Linked DNA regions of Homo sapiens: region 1 is linked to region 2. A link is a loop called in an ENCODE intact Hi-C map of the cell type or tissue named here. Cell type or tissue: Calu3. All regions are shown on one strand. Links, peaks and the distances in the headings refer to the core of each region. The heading gives the core; the rest is flanking DNA.

The links. Hi-C counts contacts between places; a loop is a spot of excess contacts. Peaks named below come from ENCODE experiments on the same cell type or tissue, not always from the same donor. Only the 100,000 strongest peaks of a DNase experiment are listed, where the experiment ranks them.
Region 1: it touches region 2 in a loop (2.6-fold over the local background); 2 of 110 quality-filtered maps call a loop at or near these places.

Annotation. Positions count from the first base shown.
Region 1 is chr6:122,371,559-122,379,882 of GRCh38, reverse strand. No RefSeq gene overlaps it. Among named protein-coding and RNA genes, the nearest start is that of HSF2, 24 kb to the left of the region's middle. In Calu3, for the core only: no CTCF peak of the experiment used is centred there; no DNase peak of the experiment used is centred there.
Region 2 is chr6:122,025,532-122,033,839 of GRCh38, reverse strand. It overlaps a transcript of LOC105377979 not described here. Among named protein-coding and RNA genes, the nearest start is that of HSF2, 370 kb to the left of the region's middle. In Calu3, for the core only: no CTCF peak of the experiment used is centred there; a DNase peak (open chromatin) is centred at 4,749.

The sequences.
Region 1 (8,324 bases), core at 325-8,324, 350 kb before region 2:
AATAGCTTACCAACCAAAAAATGTCCAGGACCAGATGGATTCACAACCGAATTCTACCAGAGGTGCAAGGAGGACCTCGTACCATTCCTTCTGAAACTATTCCAATCAATAGAAAAAGAGGGAATCCTCCCTAACTCATTTTATGAGGCCAGCATCATCCTGATACCAAAGCCTGGCAGAGACACAACAAAAAAAGAGAATTTCAGACAAATATCCTTGATGAACATCGATGCAAGAATCCTCAACAAAATACTGGCAAACCGAATCCAGCAGCACATCAAAAAGCTTATCCACCATGATCAAGTGGGCTTCATCCCTGGGATGCAAGGCTGGTTCAACATATGCAAATCAATAAACATAATCCAGCATATAAACAGAACCAACAACAAAAACCACATGATTATCTCAATAGATGCAGAAAAGGCCTTTGGCAAAATTCAACAATGCTTCATGCTAAAAACTCTCAATAAATTAAGTATTGATGGAATGTATCTCAAAATAATAAGAGCTATCTATGACAAACCCACAGCCAATATCATACTGAATGGGCAAAAGCTGGAAGCATTCCCTCTGAAAACTGGTACAAGACAGGGATGCCCTCTCTCACCACTCCTATTCAACATAGTGTTGGAAGTTCTGGCCAGGGCAATCAGGCAGGAGAAGGAAATAAAGGGTATTTAATTAGGAAAAGAGGAAGTCAAATTGTCCCTGTTTGCAGATGACATCATTGTATATCTAGAAAACCCCATTGTCTCAGCCCAAAATCTCCTTAAGCTGATAGGCAACTTCAGCAAAGTCTCAGGATACAAAATCAAAGTACAAAAATCACAAGCATTCTTATACACCAATAACAGACAAACAGAGAGCCAAATCATGAGTGAACTCCCATTCACAATTGCTTCAAAGAGAATAAAATACCTAGGAATCCAACTTGCAAGGGATGTGAAGGACCTCTTCAAGGAGAACTACAAACTACTGCTCAATGAAATAAAAGAGGATACAAACAAATGGAAGAACATTCCATGCTCATGGGTAGGAAGAATCAATATCATGAAAATGGCCACACTGCCCAAGGTAATTCATAGATTCAATGCCATCCCCATCAAGCTACGAATGACTTTCTTCACAGAATTGGAAAAAACTACTTTAAAGTTCATATGGAACCAAAAAAGAGCCTTCATTGCCAAGACAATCCTAAGCCAAAAGAACAAAGCTGGAGGCATCGTGCTACTGACTTCAAATTATACTACAAGGCTACAGTAAGCAAAACAGCATGGTACTGGTACCAGAACAGAGATATAGACCAATGGAGCAGAACAGAGCCCTCAGAAATAATACCACACATTACAACTATCTGATCTTTGACAAACCTGACAAAAACAAGAAATGGGGAAACGATTCCCTATTTAATAAATGGTGCTGGGAAAATTGGCTAACCATACGTAGAAACCTGAAACTGGATCCCTTCCTTACACCTTATACAAAAATTAATTCAAGATGGATTAAAGACTTAAATATTAGATCTAAAACCATAAAAACCCTAGAAGAAAACCTAGGCAATACCATTCGGGACACAGGCATGGGCAAGGACTTCATGTCTGAAACACCAAAAGCAATGGCAACAAAAGCCAGAATTAACAAATGGGATCTCATTAAACTAAAGAGCTTCTGCACAGCAAAAGAAACTACCATCAGAGTGAACAGGTAACCTACAGAATGGGAGAAAATTTTTGCAATCTACTCATCTGACAAAGGGCTAATATCCAGAATCTACAATGAACTCAAACAAATTTACAAGAAAAAAACAAACAACCCCATCAAAAAGTGGACAAAGGATATGAACAGACACTTCTCAAAAGAAGACATTTATGCAGCCAAGAGACACATGAAAAAATGCTCATCATCACTGGCCATCAGAGAAATGCAAATCAAAACCACAATGAGATACCATCTCACACCAGTTAGAATGGCAATCATTAAAAAGTCAGGAAACAACAGGTGCTGGAGAGGATGTGGAGAAATAGGAATACTTTTACACTGTTGGTGGGACTGTAAACTAGTTCAACCATTGTGGAAGTCAGTGTGGCGATTCCTCAGGGATCTAGAACTAGAAATACCATTTGACCCAGCAATACCATTACTGGGTATATGCCCAAAGGATTATAAATCATGCTGCTATAAAGACACATGCACACGTATGTTTATTGCGGCACTATTCACAATAGCAAGGACTTGGAACCAACCCAAATGTCCAACAATGATAGACTGGATTAAGAAAATGTGGCACATATACACTGTGGAATACTATGCAGCCATAAAAAAGGATGAGTTCATGTCCTTTGTAGGCACATGGATGAAGCTGGAAACCATCATTCTCAGCAAACTATCTCAAGGACAAAAAACCAAACACCGCATGTTCTCACTCATTGGTGGGAGTTGAACAATGAAAACACATGGACACAGGAAGGGGAACATCACACACTGGGGCCTGTTGTGGGGTGGGGGGAGGGGGGAGGGAGAGCATTAGGAGATATACCTAATGTTAAATGATGAGTTAATGGGTGCAGCACACCAACATGGCACGTGTATACATACGTAACTAACCTGCACGTTGTGCACATGTACCCTAAAACTTAAAGAATAATAAAAAAAAGATTACATATATTGACTCATTTAATCATCACAAGCACCATGAGATATGTACTATTATTATTCTCATTTTAAAGATGAAGAAACTGAGGCATACTGGGGTTAACTAACTTGGCAGTTACACAGCTTGTACACTGTTAAGATATTTCCAAAATGTGCTTATATATCTATTCCAAGATTTATCAATTTTTGATATTCTTTATTGACTTCTTACTATGATAGAGGAGTACTTAGCTCATTTTTACTAAGCTTTCTTACATTCCCCTGCCTTCTAGTGTATTTCAATTAAAAATTTTATCTTCTATCTATTGCTTTAATTCCTGCAGTTTTAAGATGTACACAACCTTGATTCCTTGTTTCTCCAACTATAGAGAGTATCTTTTGTTTCCACTCCACACAACATGGACAGGACCCCCACTCTACCCTTCAGTTCTCCAACTTTCCCTTCCACCTGCCACCTTTCGTCACTGTACTTTCACTTTTAATGAGCTTCATTCCACTTACATTGTACTCTATAACCACAGTGCTTTCATAGTTGGTCCATAAATGGATTCTAAAATAAGAAATTGAATAGACAGTGTTAATGTCATTATGATCAGGTAAATAGCGTTCACTGGAGAGGTAAGTAGTGCATTATATCTATGTTTTTCTTCTTTTACAATTGTTTATTTCTTGTAATTTCTAATTGGCTTCTTCTTCCTCCTTGCATCATTTACCTTTGTTTCATTTTACATTTTGTTCGAAGTTCATATTGTACAGTCTATGACATTGTGGACTTTTCCCCCACCTGGTTCTTTTGTCTGGAGACTGCCATCTTGCCGGGCCACAGAGTACAGTTTGCTGTTCTGGTGTTCTCCTGTCATCCTGGGACTCTACTTCACTGCTCTTCTGAGAAAGACCCATTGTTGCCTGTCATTTTTCTCCCTCTTGGTCTGTTTCTTTCTTTTGTAGGAATGTATCCTAAAGGTTTTTCACCAGAAAGCACCATGGTAGTTAAATTTTCTGATTGCCTATGTGTCTGAAAGTATTTCTTTCTTTTCCCTCACATTTGATGGATGGTTGTGCTGGAGTACATGCATTCCAAGGTGGAAAATCATTTTCCTTCAGAATTTTGAAAATCTTCTTCCATTGTTTTCTGTCACCAAGTACTGCTGATAACTCTGATGATAGGCTATCTTCTGTTCCTTTTTAAACATTTGTTTTTATCTCCACAGTGAAAAATTTAAATATATTCTCTATAGTTATTGTTTTGAGGTTTTATAATGATATGGCTCAGCATATGTCTTTCTTTTATTAATTGAGCCAGACACACCATGGGCTCTTTCAATCTGTGGACTTTCACTGAATAAGTACTTCAGCTGTAGGAGATTTCTTCTATTATTATTTTTTATTATCACCTCCCCTCTATTATCTCTGCTCCCTCTTATGTTGGATATCTTGGAGTAATCATCTTTATCTCATTTTATCTTCTATTTTCTATTGCTTATCTTTTAGTTTTATATTCTGGAAGATTTTTTAGTATTCATGTTTTAATTTCCCATAACACATTTGCTTTCTTATTTTTACTTTTTAATAGTATCTTGTTGTTGTTTTTTATTTGTTTTATAGATGCAATATATGAAATATCTTCTCCAATATCTGTCAGGATGCGATAAGAAATCTTTTTTTTTTTTTGAGTCCTTTTGTTGATGAATTACCTGTGTTTTTTCTGGAGTCATTTTTGCTTATTTTGGCTTTTCTCATCCATGTTGCAGGTTTTTTTCTTGGTGGTTCTTGCTTGTCCATTTGACTTATGAAAGAGGTAATAGAAAAGCCAAGTGAGTTTCCGTCAGATACAGTTATTGTACTGGAAAGCTTTGTTTTAAGGTATGTGAGTAGGGCACTAAACATTATCATTGTGGGTGGGGCACTAAACACTATAATTTGAGACTCCTAAATATCTGAGTTTCCATTCCCATGCAAACTGCCCTGGTTCTTCCAAAGTATATTCAGAGTTTTATACAGAGAAGGGTGGCTCCTTCCTTCTTTCCTTCCTTCCTTCCTTCCGTCCTTCCTTCCTTCTTTCCTTCCTTTCTTCTTCCTTTCTGTCCCACTTTTGTGTGAGCACTTTCTCTCTCTGACTTTCACCTGGGGTTAGGATGGGGATAAGTGCAAGACAGTTGGACCTTCTGAGAAAGCAGAGGTTGAAGGAGGGAGGTGGCTGTGGGGGGAAGTAACATGTTTTATCTGAAATCTTTCGAATTATCTCTGTTTTTATGCCATGCCTCACTTCAACTCTCCACCATAGTGGCACTTCAAACTCCCCAGTCCTCTGGTTTCTAGTGGACAGATTAGCTTTCCTCTTCTTCCCTTTCCGTGTATGTCCTGTACAGCATCTTCCTTTGCCTTACTTTAATAGTTACTAGTTCATCACCTACTTTCAGTCTTCTGAAAATTTGTTAACATCATTTGTTGAGTGTCCCACTTTCTGTTCTATTTCTCATTGTTGGTTTACACCATTTTTGTGTTTACTTATACTATTGTTTTCATTGGGTCTTGGGAAAGAGAGGAGATAAAGTGACAAACAAGTACTCTTTCTTTTACCTTGATTTTGTTTTTGCAAGAAAACCAAAGTGACCATTCTCATTCATATATTTGTTTCTTCCTTCAAGAAATATTTAAGTTCTTACTAACTCTATGCCTTGCGCTGAGAATGTAATGATGAGCAAAACCAGAGTTTTCTATGCTCATGGGGATTCCCCAGGGGGTGGATAAGTGAAAGTGCCTGACTTAGTCTCAGGGGGTGGGTTCCCCAAGAAAGCAAATTTGAATCGACATCTAAAGTATAACTGAAAATAAAATAATTAGATGAAAATGGGGCAAGAGGAAGAGCATTTAAAGAAAAAGTATAACATTTACCAAATTCTAGTCTTGGAAAAGAGAATGGTATTTAGAGAAACTGAGAGAATTCCAGGGGCTACAGCATGGAGGACAAAAGGAAAAGAAATGTGACCTGAGACCAGTGAAGCACGCATTGATCAGATAGGGGGAACCTTCTTAACCAGAGTCAGGCCTGGGATCTTGACTTCTAGGAGCAATGGGAAGCCTCTAAAAGCTTATAGAAGGTTTCCAGGCAGAAGCAGTGCAAAGAGAACAGGCTGGCTGCTGTGTGGTCAACTGGGTGTGGGCCATATAATACAAGGCGATGGTTGGAGGTTGTGACCATTGCCCAAGTCAGAGTGTTGTTAGTTTGAACTAGGAATAAAGATAGACAGGGGTGAACAGATTTGAGAGTTACTTAGAGTTAAATTAGTGGTTTGGACGATGGCTTAGATATGGAAAAACAGGAAGAGGGAGTTTTTCAAGGATGACTTTCAAGTTTCATGGCGCCATAGACTGAACAAAGGGGTGCGGCAAGAGAAGCAAACTGTGGAGGAAGGAACACAATAGCCCTGAATGTGTTGAGTTGAAATATCTTTGAAACATACAAGTAGAGAGGCTGAGTTACTTTTAAATATACAAAGGTGATAATATATTCTATATATTAATTTGGAGTCATTGTTATATAACTATTAACTGAGACTTTATTTTTGAATGAGATTAATTAGGAAGAGAGGGTATATATTAACAAGAGATGAGGACGTAGAGTTTTTGTCCTGGTTAGGTGCTTTTGATATAGCATAGTAAGACAATAAGGGACCTCATCTCATTTAAAAAAATTGTGTTTAAAAGCAATTGTAACAATTATTGTTAGGAAATAACTTGAGTATCTACTATAAAGACAGAGTTGCATATTACACATATTTACTAATAGAAGACAGTGCAAGCATTGATTTAACTCACTTTGCTCTATGGATTCTAGGAAGCTTGGAAAGATATTTGGAAAAAGTGTTTGATGATGAAGTTCAATTCTTTTCTTGTCTCTTTTTTGGTAATAGAACACTTAGGTCTGAAAGTTTTTCTAATCCACATTTTGATTTCCTTGTCAGTAAAACAGAGCTTGTCTTTTTTTTAATATTGAAAATAAAAGAGGGGTTTTTCTTGGTTGTTTAAACTATGGATAACACAGTGTTATATTTAATTTTAAATAAATAACCTTTAGTTTAATATTAGAAGAAAATCTAGCTGTAGGCCCTCTAATTTACCAAGGGAAATTAAAATTTAAATTATATTCAAGTAACAGTTTAAAGTAATTGCAACTATAAATATTCATGGTAGATTCCAACTGATATCTAACTTCATCTACATAAGATGGGAATTCATATTCCAGCAAGACTACATGAAAATCATCTTAGGTAGATGAAATAGTTTTTAGTTTATAACTCTCATGGTGAGATTGTTCAATTTGTCTCCACAACCAATGCAAGTGTTTCTGCTCAGTATAAATTTAACATCTTTCCTCTAGATGGTGCACAAGGCACAGTTATATTGGAAAATCAACAGAAAGTTCTGAAAGACCCTACATTTTATTTGGAATCTGAATAAAACCGAATCTTCTTCTATCTCTCTACTGTAATTTAATACTTGAGATGATATGTCATATCTTTCAGATACTCAGATTTATACGATAATTGCTTAGGATATAGTAAAATGCAGGTATAATTTTGATGTTATTATAAAATTAATTCTTAGCCCTCAGTGAATAAAGTTTTGATATATATCAGATCTATTTCTTTCAGTTTTTTCAAGTGAATGATAAATATCCAAATATCAAGATCAATTATACAGGTACCAGCGTAGAATGGAAGATATATCTACATTTAAGTACTTCAGATGAACTCCTGAAGATATGTACTGCTGCTGTGTCTTCACAAACATTGAACAATCCTTATCGTTGCCCAAACATCAGTGAAAGACACAGGAAGTCTGAATGCAGTGGCATATACATTTTGGAATCTCTTCCCTCTACTGCAAATACTTTTGAGGATGTTTGTCGCATAGGAAAGAAGCTGCCACAGGAGGACAGGGCATTATTTTGCAGAAAGTTATACAACAGTGGATTAATGAGCACTGGACTAGTATCTCTGGACAGAATCACTTTTTGGGTGTTAATATGAGAATTTTAATAATTTCTAAAACTTATCTTGCTTTTCTGAAAGAAGTAGCTATGTTCAAATAATCCCCAAATCTTCATTCATTAAATTTGCATTAATTCTTTAAGGTTGCATTATTTTTTCTTCTGACTGATTGACTGACCCAGAAGTTTAAGACTATGGTACTGAATTAAGGTCTGTGTTTTTCCAGTGAGCATTTTCTTTACTCTTTTCTTTCTAATGGCAGATAAAGTAACGAGATAATTTGTGAATAACCCCTCTTTTTGCAAATATAAGGCATTAGTATTATCATGGTAAACACTTCTTGAAAAATCTGTAATTCTAGAGTCTAATATTTTAAGAAAGACTTTCTAAGTCTCAAATGTATAGTGTTAGACAATAAGTAAAATACCTCTGGTGTTCTGAGTTCTGTTGAGATCTCATGCAGGAAAAAATGTTTTAAAATAGGCATTGAAGGAATGGGATGAGCAAAGGCTTAGAGGAGGCAGTTCCTTCTTTCTCTTTCAATTTCTTCTGTTTCATTATCCTCCTAATTAATTTTAGATTACATCAAAAATACAGCAATACCAAAAAAGTTAAGCAATATAGAATTGTATTAACGTAAAAAATAAAATTCCACTCTCTTTTTCTCCAGCTCTATCA
Region 2 (8,308 bases), core at 1-8,000:
CCAAGAATAATTGCTACTATTGAGAGGTATTCAATGACATACGTTAGTCAGTAGATGGCACTGTTTATTATGGTATTCCCATTAAGAAAGCAGTTACAAAATGTCAATTGCCTCACCTGATCAGGGTAGGGGAGGAGAGGAGGAGGCTCTGTTCTTACAGAAGAGAACACATGGATTTCTCAGAGGTTAGAGTGACCTGGAGAAGGAATCCAGTTCATCTTATCTATTAGATCTTGGAAAGGGAAATTCTATTCTAGATATTTTTCAGAGATGGATATTTTTAACACACTTCATTAACCACTTTCAAATTTGAAACACTTAAGAAATCTACTTAGATCACATCTTTTCTTGTCCTTGTATTTGGTCCTGAGTGAAATTCAGAAAAATCATTTCCATTTCCTTTCTTTAAAAATCCTTCCAGCTCTATAGGGAGCACTCTTCCTTTACACAAGCATTTTTTTCTTCCTTAGGATCTTCAGTCTGAGAAACACTTCAAATTTATGGGAAATGACTACCCACCATGCCTTCTTAAATTCTAATATGCCTTTCATATCAGGGCCACATATACAATGTAGTATCTATACATGCATTTAGGTATTCAATAACCAAAATATGTATATATTTGCAGTACACAACAGATATACATAGTATTTCCATTAGCCAGAAATAACTACAATCTTTTGGAGAAATTAATAGAGCAAAATGAATAAAACATAATTCATAACTGTTAGGTACAGAATGTTGCTTTCAGCTACCATCTCTTTTCATCTTTCTCTTTTTGCTGTTTTTTTTCATGACTTTAAAAACAGTTTATAAGTGAAAATAAATAGGAACAAAGGACTGTGTAAATGAACTCTATCGAGTAAATATTCAGAACAGTTTTGTTATAAGTTCAGAGAGGTAACCATACTGGACCATCAGATATCATTCTTTTTCTTTAAAAAATTTTAAGGAAACATTAGTGCTCTTAAGCTTTATACAATTCTGTCTCCCTGTATTGTATTTTAAGTCTCTGAAAAGCATGGAATATGTTTTATATGTTCATATCATATGTCCAAGAGTTTTACACAGTATTTGATTAGTTAAGATAGACTATGGGTACTTAATGAATACTGCCTAAATGAATTAATAAATAATTTCACCTAAGTTAATTGAATCATTCAGGAGAATTGTCAGCTACTTTCAAAATATAGTTTCAATAACTATCATGTCAGCATTTGGTTCCCCTATGATAAGTCTACTTATCGCATTGTGTGTGGAGTCAGTAGCTTTCCTTGTGTTACTAATAAGAAATGAAAACAAGGACAAAGGAAACCCATTTGAACAACTTATTCTATGTAGAAATGTGATTAGATTAAATGTCCTTTTCTCACCTTCTGATTGTTATGAGTACATTCATTAAATCAACTTATTCTGTACAAAATATTTTTTTTCTAGACAAAACATTATCATCAGACTTTCCTTTGTATTGTCTTACAATTACAACCTTACTCATGGTTTTAAAATTATGTGGAAAACATTGAGGGTTTAGCTTTTTATTTTACTTGGTTTATTTGGGGAGTTTGCTATTTATATTTTTTTTTACTGTTTGAAAATGTTTCTTAAACTCGACTAACAGTCCTTGATTATAGAATTGTATATCCATTGTAATTTTATTGCATATAATTCCTGGGGTTGTCACCAAGGACCCTTTACAGAAAAATCCAACATATTTGATTAACAAATATACTTACTATTTAAAGAAATCACTTGATATTCTGTGATATCAATTTGTATCCTATAAATATATTTAAAATAAATAGACATAACTTATTTGAAGAGGATATACAGATGACAATAAGTACATGAAAAGATGTTCAAAATCATTAGCATTAAGGAAATGCAATCTGAGACCATAATGAAGTATCATCAAACACCTATTAGAACAGCCAAAGTGAAAATAGTGACAATACCAGATGCAGGGGAGGATGCAGAGAAACTGGATCTCTCATACATTGCTGGGGAGAATGTAAAATGTTACAGTCATTCTGGAAAACAGTTTGGTAGTTTCTTAAAAATTCAACATACACTTATTATATGACCCAGCATTGATACTGCTGGGCATTTATTCCAATGAAAATAAATGAACTGTTCATATATGCAACTGCTTGGATGAATCTCAAGGGTACCATGCTGTGTGGAGAAGAGCCAGTCTCTAAAGGCCGTGTATTGTATGATTCCATTTATATAGCATGCTGGAAATGACAAAATTACAGAGATGGAGAACAAATTAAAGGTTGCCAGAGGTTATGGATGGCGGCAGGAGAGTGCTATAAAAGGATAAGGAGAGAAAAGAGTGACATTTGTGGTGATGTCACAGTTCTGTGTCTTGATTGTGGTGGTCATTACACAAATCTACACCCATGATAAAGTATTAATATTGTAGCAATGTTGATTTTTCTGGTTTTGATACTGTCCTACAGTTGTGTAGCAGGCAACCACTGGGGGAAACTGAGTGGAAGGTAATACTACTTTTTTCCATTTTCAACTTCCTGTGAATCTATAATTTAAAAACAAAACACATTTTTAAGTCATTTCTTGCCATCTTAGCTTGAATTATAAAACAGACAATATAATATTTTTCCTTTCTTTCCTCAATACATTTTTTCATTATTTATACTCTACAATTATTCTTAACTGGTAAGTTTGTTCCAACACTCAGTAAATGAAGCTATTTCAGCAATCTTTTCTGCTTTTCCAATAGTAGTAAAGATAAGGATATGCAGAATAAATTTTGCAATTCCTCTGCCTAACAGCAAGGATAGCTAATAACAAAGTGTACTGAGGTTCATTGGGAAAGAGATACACTCATGTAGAAGGAGTGTTTAAAACCCATTTAAAATGTTTTGTCTACTGCCTGAAAGAGAGATGACTGTCTTTTTTGGAAATATAGATAATTACTTTTGGCAATTGTAATTGAGACACTATCAAACTAGAACTTCCTTCCACATTTCATATTATATATCTAGATGTGAACAGAGAAAGAAACTGTTAGAAGTAAGTCTTCCATTTATTAATTGGAAATCAAATGATATACTATATAATGAAATGCTTTGCATTTTCATTTGGTGCACAGATGTGTCTAGAAGGAACCTGACTTGAAATTTGGGATACCTAGCCACAAGTTATTCTCTGCTTCTTAGTGTGATGCAGAGGATATTCATTTTAACTGCTTATTTTATTGCTAAAGGATCCTTGAAAACAATAATCTGGAAATATATTTTGTGAATTTTTGGAATTAAAAAATGAGATTTTCATCCATCACAGATACATAGCTTAGGCCACAAATTTGGAAAACACTGTGAATTGTATGCCATAAAACCTGTAATAATTTATGATTATTTTTTACGACCCTCCTTTAACCACCTCATTTGCCAAAAGTATCCTAGTAGTTGCTCACGGAAACTAAAATAACATCAACATCTCCAGCCAAATTCTAATAGGGCACTTGATTTATTAAGTATTTTTAGCCACAAACATTTAGCCCACATGTATTTTTATATTTCTCTATAAATATATGTCACATGACTTTATGACAAAAGATATACAAATTATGTCTTTAAGGATTTTGGCAAAACCTATTAATGCCCTTTCTATTTGTTGAAACAATCCTTCATATGTCTACTTTTATCTTTTTATTGCTTGTGCATAAGTCCAGAATAATGTGTTTTAACAAAAATATTTCAACAAATATTTATCCTTCCATCCTTTGGTGTATTATATACATTGCTAAGGCCAACGGTGCCATATTGTACTTCCACCTGTCTATGTCTCAGTCTTTAGTTCCATTATGTTCTACGCTCCTTAATGAGCTCCATGAGGACAAAGCTTAGGAATGCTGTCTATAACCTTGAGTATGAAGTGACCTGCAAGGTGAGTACTTAAGATGAATTTGGTAGTTATAAATCTGCACTAGAAACATCAATAAATTCTTTTAAAAGCATGAATCCAGTACATGAAAGGAGAAGCAGTGTGATATCATGTAACAATACTCTACTGTTGACCAAGATGATCTAAGATACAGGGTCAAGAGACCAGCATGTCTCAGCCTTCCACATTGCAGTTCAGCCTTTCAGCCTTTTTCACTGCAACTCTCAGCTGCCTGTGCCATACACGACAAATATGTGTGCTCTGCCTCCACTCACCCTTGTAGATTGGAAAGCAAGCATACTTAGCCCTAATGCCACATAAAATAGGAATGCATCTCTCAACTTTTTAGCCCAGGTTCCCTTTCAATGAGTATAAAAAATCTCATCCCTTACCTTGAGGTTAATAGCCAAATAAGCATGATTACATGCACACACACACACACACAGTAATTAAACTGCTGAATATGACATTTAAAACTTTCTCAACACCACTAGTCTGATTCTCATATACGCACACTGCTGTAAAAGACTCTCAGCTCACGTCTTCATAAAATCATGTCTAGCTAGCATCAAAGATTAGAAGTATGTGTTGGGTTGGGATGGTGGTTTAAAGTCTTGCTCAACAAGATTTCCTGCTTTGATGTTTTCTAGAATATCCTAAAATGTCAGTGGTGAATACATATTTAAATAAATGCCCTCAGGATAAAAAAAACAAGGAGACAAAATGTGTCAAGAAACTGACTCATGAGTGTGAAAGTGCCATAAAACCTATTAGTTGGTCTTTGAATCCTATCAGTCAAAAGAGATCTAACTAGTTTTGCAGGTTGTCGGCTTTGTTCTGCCCTAGGCTAGAACCTGAAGCCCACAACGTTTGTCAATACCTATGGACCAAAGAAATTTGATAAACCACTCCCTTACCTTGTTGGTGAAAGGAGCGTCTCCAGGATGCTCCTCTCTCCTTCCCATGGCACACCATTCTACCCACTGGCACTCCAAAATTCCACACCTTCTTCACTTTGATCTTTGCTTACTCATCTTATTCTGTTTGTAATTTAGAATTTGATTTTGGTATGTATATTTATGAACGACTTGAAATTTCCCAGGATGGCCTACAGTGAAGTAAGCCAGAAGGCATCTCATCTCTGAATCCCACGCAGGTCCCTAGAACAACATCACAGTTGAATCCCTTCCGCTTGCTCTAACAAGGGAAGGACACATCTTCATTTCCAGTTACACAACTAAATTAGGTAACTCTCTGCAGAGTTGCCGTAGTCTTTTTAGCTTAGTTAATAGGCTGAATAAATGAAATTACAAATTCCACACGAAATCTTGCTGAAAATAAAGTTGGTCAGTAGGTCAGAAATTTACTAAAGTACACTATTATTTTTAGCACATAAATTACAATAAGAGATTTGCGCTTTTGGGATTGTAGCCTATTGAAATTTTTTACAATTCTGAAGATGCACAGGTATGCACACACACCCTTGTACACATATGCACCCTTAGGAGAGTCATTTGGTACATGATGAATTAGTTAGTGTTTAAACTCAAGATAAAATTTATTATGAAATTGAACTACTGGTGGTTGGACATAATAATTGCATGGTCAATCTCAATTACTTGGGCTGCAAAAAAAAGATGGTCCACAAGATTAAAAAAACACATGTTTTCATAAGAAGAAAACGAGGAGTAGGTAAAGATAAATTATGATATTTAAACATAAACTATTTTAAAATCCTTTTCCTGGAGCTTCAGTTTACTTTGCAATTGTGAAAATCACTTATAATAATCCTTGAGGATTAAAAAAAATAGGAAGAAAATTTTGGATGACAATTTTTGGATGGCAGGGATCACCCAATGGCTAATTCATATAGTACCACTCCTATCTTTTTCTTCTTGTGGGTAATCTTGGTTAACTGTTGCTGAGTTTGGTCAGTTTGATGGATTTGATGTTTGCATATTTTTGCCTGTTCTAATAAAAGTTTATCAAATAGACAACCAGCAGCAAAGCTATAGCACCCTGCTCACTTCTGTTCTGTCTGGTATTTCTTACTTAAGCACATCATCTTCATTTTCTCCCCTGAAACTGAAGGAAGTAAAGGTGTGAAAGAAAACTCTACTTCTGATATCATTTGATGCCCCCTCTATTTCCATACATTGCTAAAGATTTGTGAAAAATTATATTGAATGATATTTCATCTGTACTCTTAAAAAGTATTGTGACTTTAATGTGAGATCAAATAAAACCAGTGTTAGACATTACCAGCAAATCTCAAATAAAGTTTTAATGAAAAGAATAGCAAATATTGAGATTCTCTAAACTTTAATAAAAGAACATCTAAGAGATAATACAACTGAAAGTAGAATTTTTTAAGGAGCTGTTTTATTTTGTTTTGTTTACAATACACAAGATTTGTATAAGAAAGTCAGGAGTATGGAATCTTTTAATATTGTCTTGATGTTTTTCTGCATTAAACTCCTTGCCTTGAATATAGACTCCTTGAGTCTATATTAATCTATGTAATTTTCTGAGTGTTTGTGTAACATGTCCCTCTGAAGAATGCAATGAGGTTGTTGTTTCCAAAAGCTCTTAAATTCTGAAATATAAGAAGTGTACTTCCCAGCATTGAAACCCAAAGGCCACCTAGACGCAATGTGGTGAGCAGAACATACGATAATCTCTTATGACAAATCTGAAATATGCATTTCTCAACCATAGTAAGTCTGTTGGGAGACGATTCCAAGTGATCTGTCAACTTAAAGCAAAATGTATGCTTTGATATTATACTCCTCCTCTTAGGGTTAAGTCATGCCACATTGCAGGAAGGTAGATTTCAGTGCTGCTTTTCTAATTACACCCCCAAAATGTTATTCCATGCATGTCATGCAAGAATGTACTCTCAAAAGAAAAAACAGTTCCTACTTAAGAAGGCTGGAAAACATTTACATGTTCATGCACTTTACTACATCACATATTTTCTTATTTTTTCCTTCCTTCAATTTAGAGCATGTGCTCTCATTATCCATTTTTGGCTTAATATTTTATTACTTAATAATAATCCAGTAAATTTACTTAGAACAAGAAATTTATCTAATGACTCATGTTTAAGGGATGCTTACAAAATAAAAGTAAGTGTGCATTTTGTATCATCTGAATGTTTCCAGAGTTACTTAGACTGCTATAAGCTTTGAAATAAAGCAGAAGGTAGAAGTCTGTGGTTTGTGACCTCTTCAAATTATATAAGAGGTTTATAGTCATTCAATATGAATAACTAATTACATATCATTGGAATTTTTTGTAACCAAAATTTTGAATGAGCCCAAACACATAATTGTAAGTTCATTTTTCTATAATATAGAAAAAAATAAGAGTTTTAGAGTCTTGAGTGGATATAATTTCTGATTGTGTATCATAGTGGTATCATAGTGTTTAAGAGATTCTTGACTTTTAAAAGTAGGCTAGAAATGTCACCATCTGCCATAGAAATTGTTTTTTATTTTTTTTGTAATTTTTGTTTGTTGTGCCATAGGAATTTTGATTGGAAAGTTTGCTATCAGAGTTTCTCAATTCTAAGACACCGAAATATGTTTAATACTTAACAAATCTGAAATTGAGATATATCTTACAGTGGTGACATCTTAGCATTTTGTCAAAATTTAATGGGCAGTGCTTTTTTTCACACCTTACAACTGTTGATATCTTAATTTTGGTGAAATATTGTGGTGATTAAGATAGAAGAATTGAGCTGACTCATTAATTTATCTACATCTCTATTTCTGGTAACCTTCTTTCACATTCTGTCCTGTATCTTCCCTTGTCCCAGCCTATGGTACCTTACCTCTGGACTGCAATTTTTCTGTCTGTAAAATAAAAAAAAAAAGATGGATCAAGGTTTCCAAGATCCTCCTCAATCTTGAATGTGTTCTGATCTATTAATACTACTTCCCTGTCTGGTTGTCTTTTCCACTCCTGAAGAGGAAATCCCCCAAAGGCACCCAATTTCCTTAAACAAATACAATTTGTACTACAACGATACATATTATAATGGGGGTAGGTGGGAATGATTAAGAAGTAAGATTCCACTTCAGGGAAATACAGATTAGGTCAAGAAGCTACAATATAGTTGCCTAAATTTAGGTTAGATAGCTCTGAATGGTGTTCCTTTTACGTGACCCAGAATTCTGGGAAGGGCTGTGAGACATTGTGAAAGAGGAAAAAGCTATTCGCATTATTTTTGGTCAAAGCAGAAAATATCAAGGGGCTGATGGTTTTCTTGTGCTCCTTGGCCTCTTTGAGGACAGGATCTGAGGGCCGCCACATGCTCTGTGGATGAAGAAGGTGAGGATTAATGTGAATGTCATGCTACACCACACTCTTGGGTAACACAGAGCTCTTCATT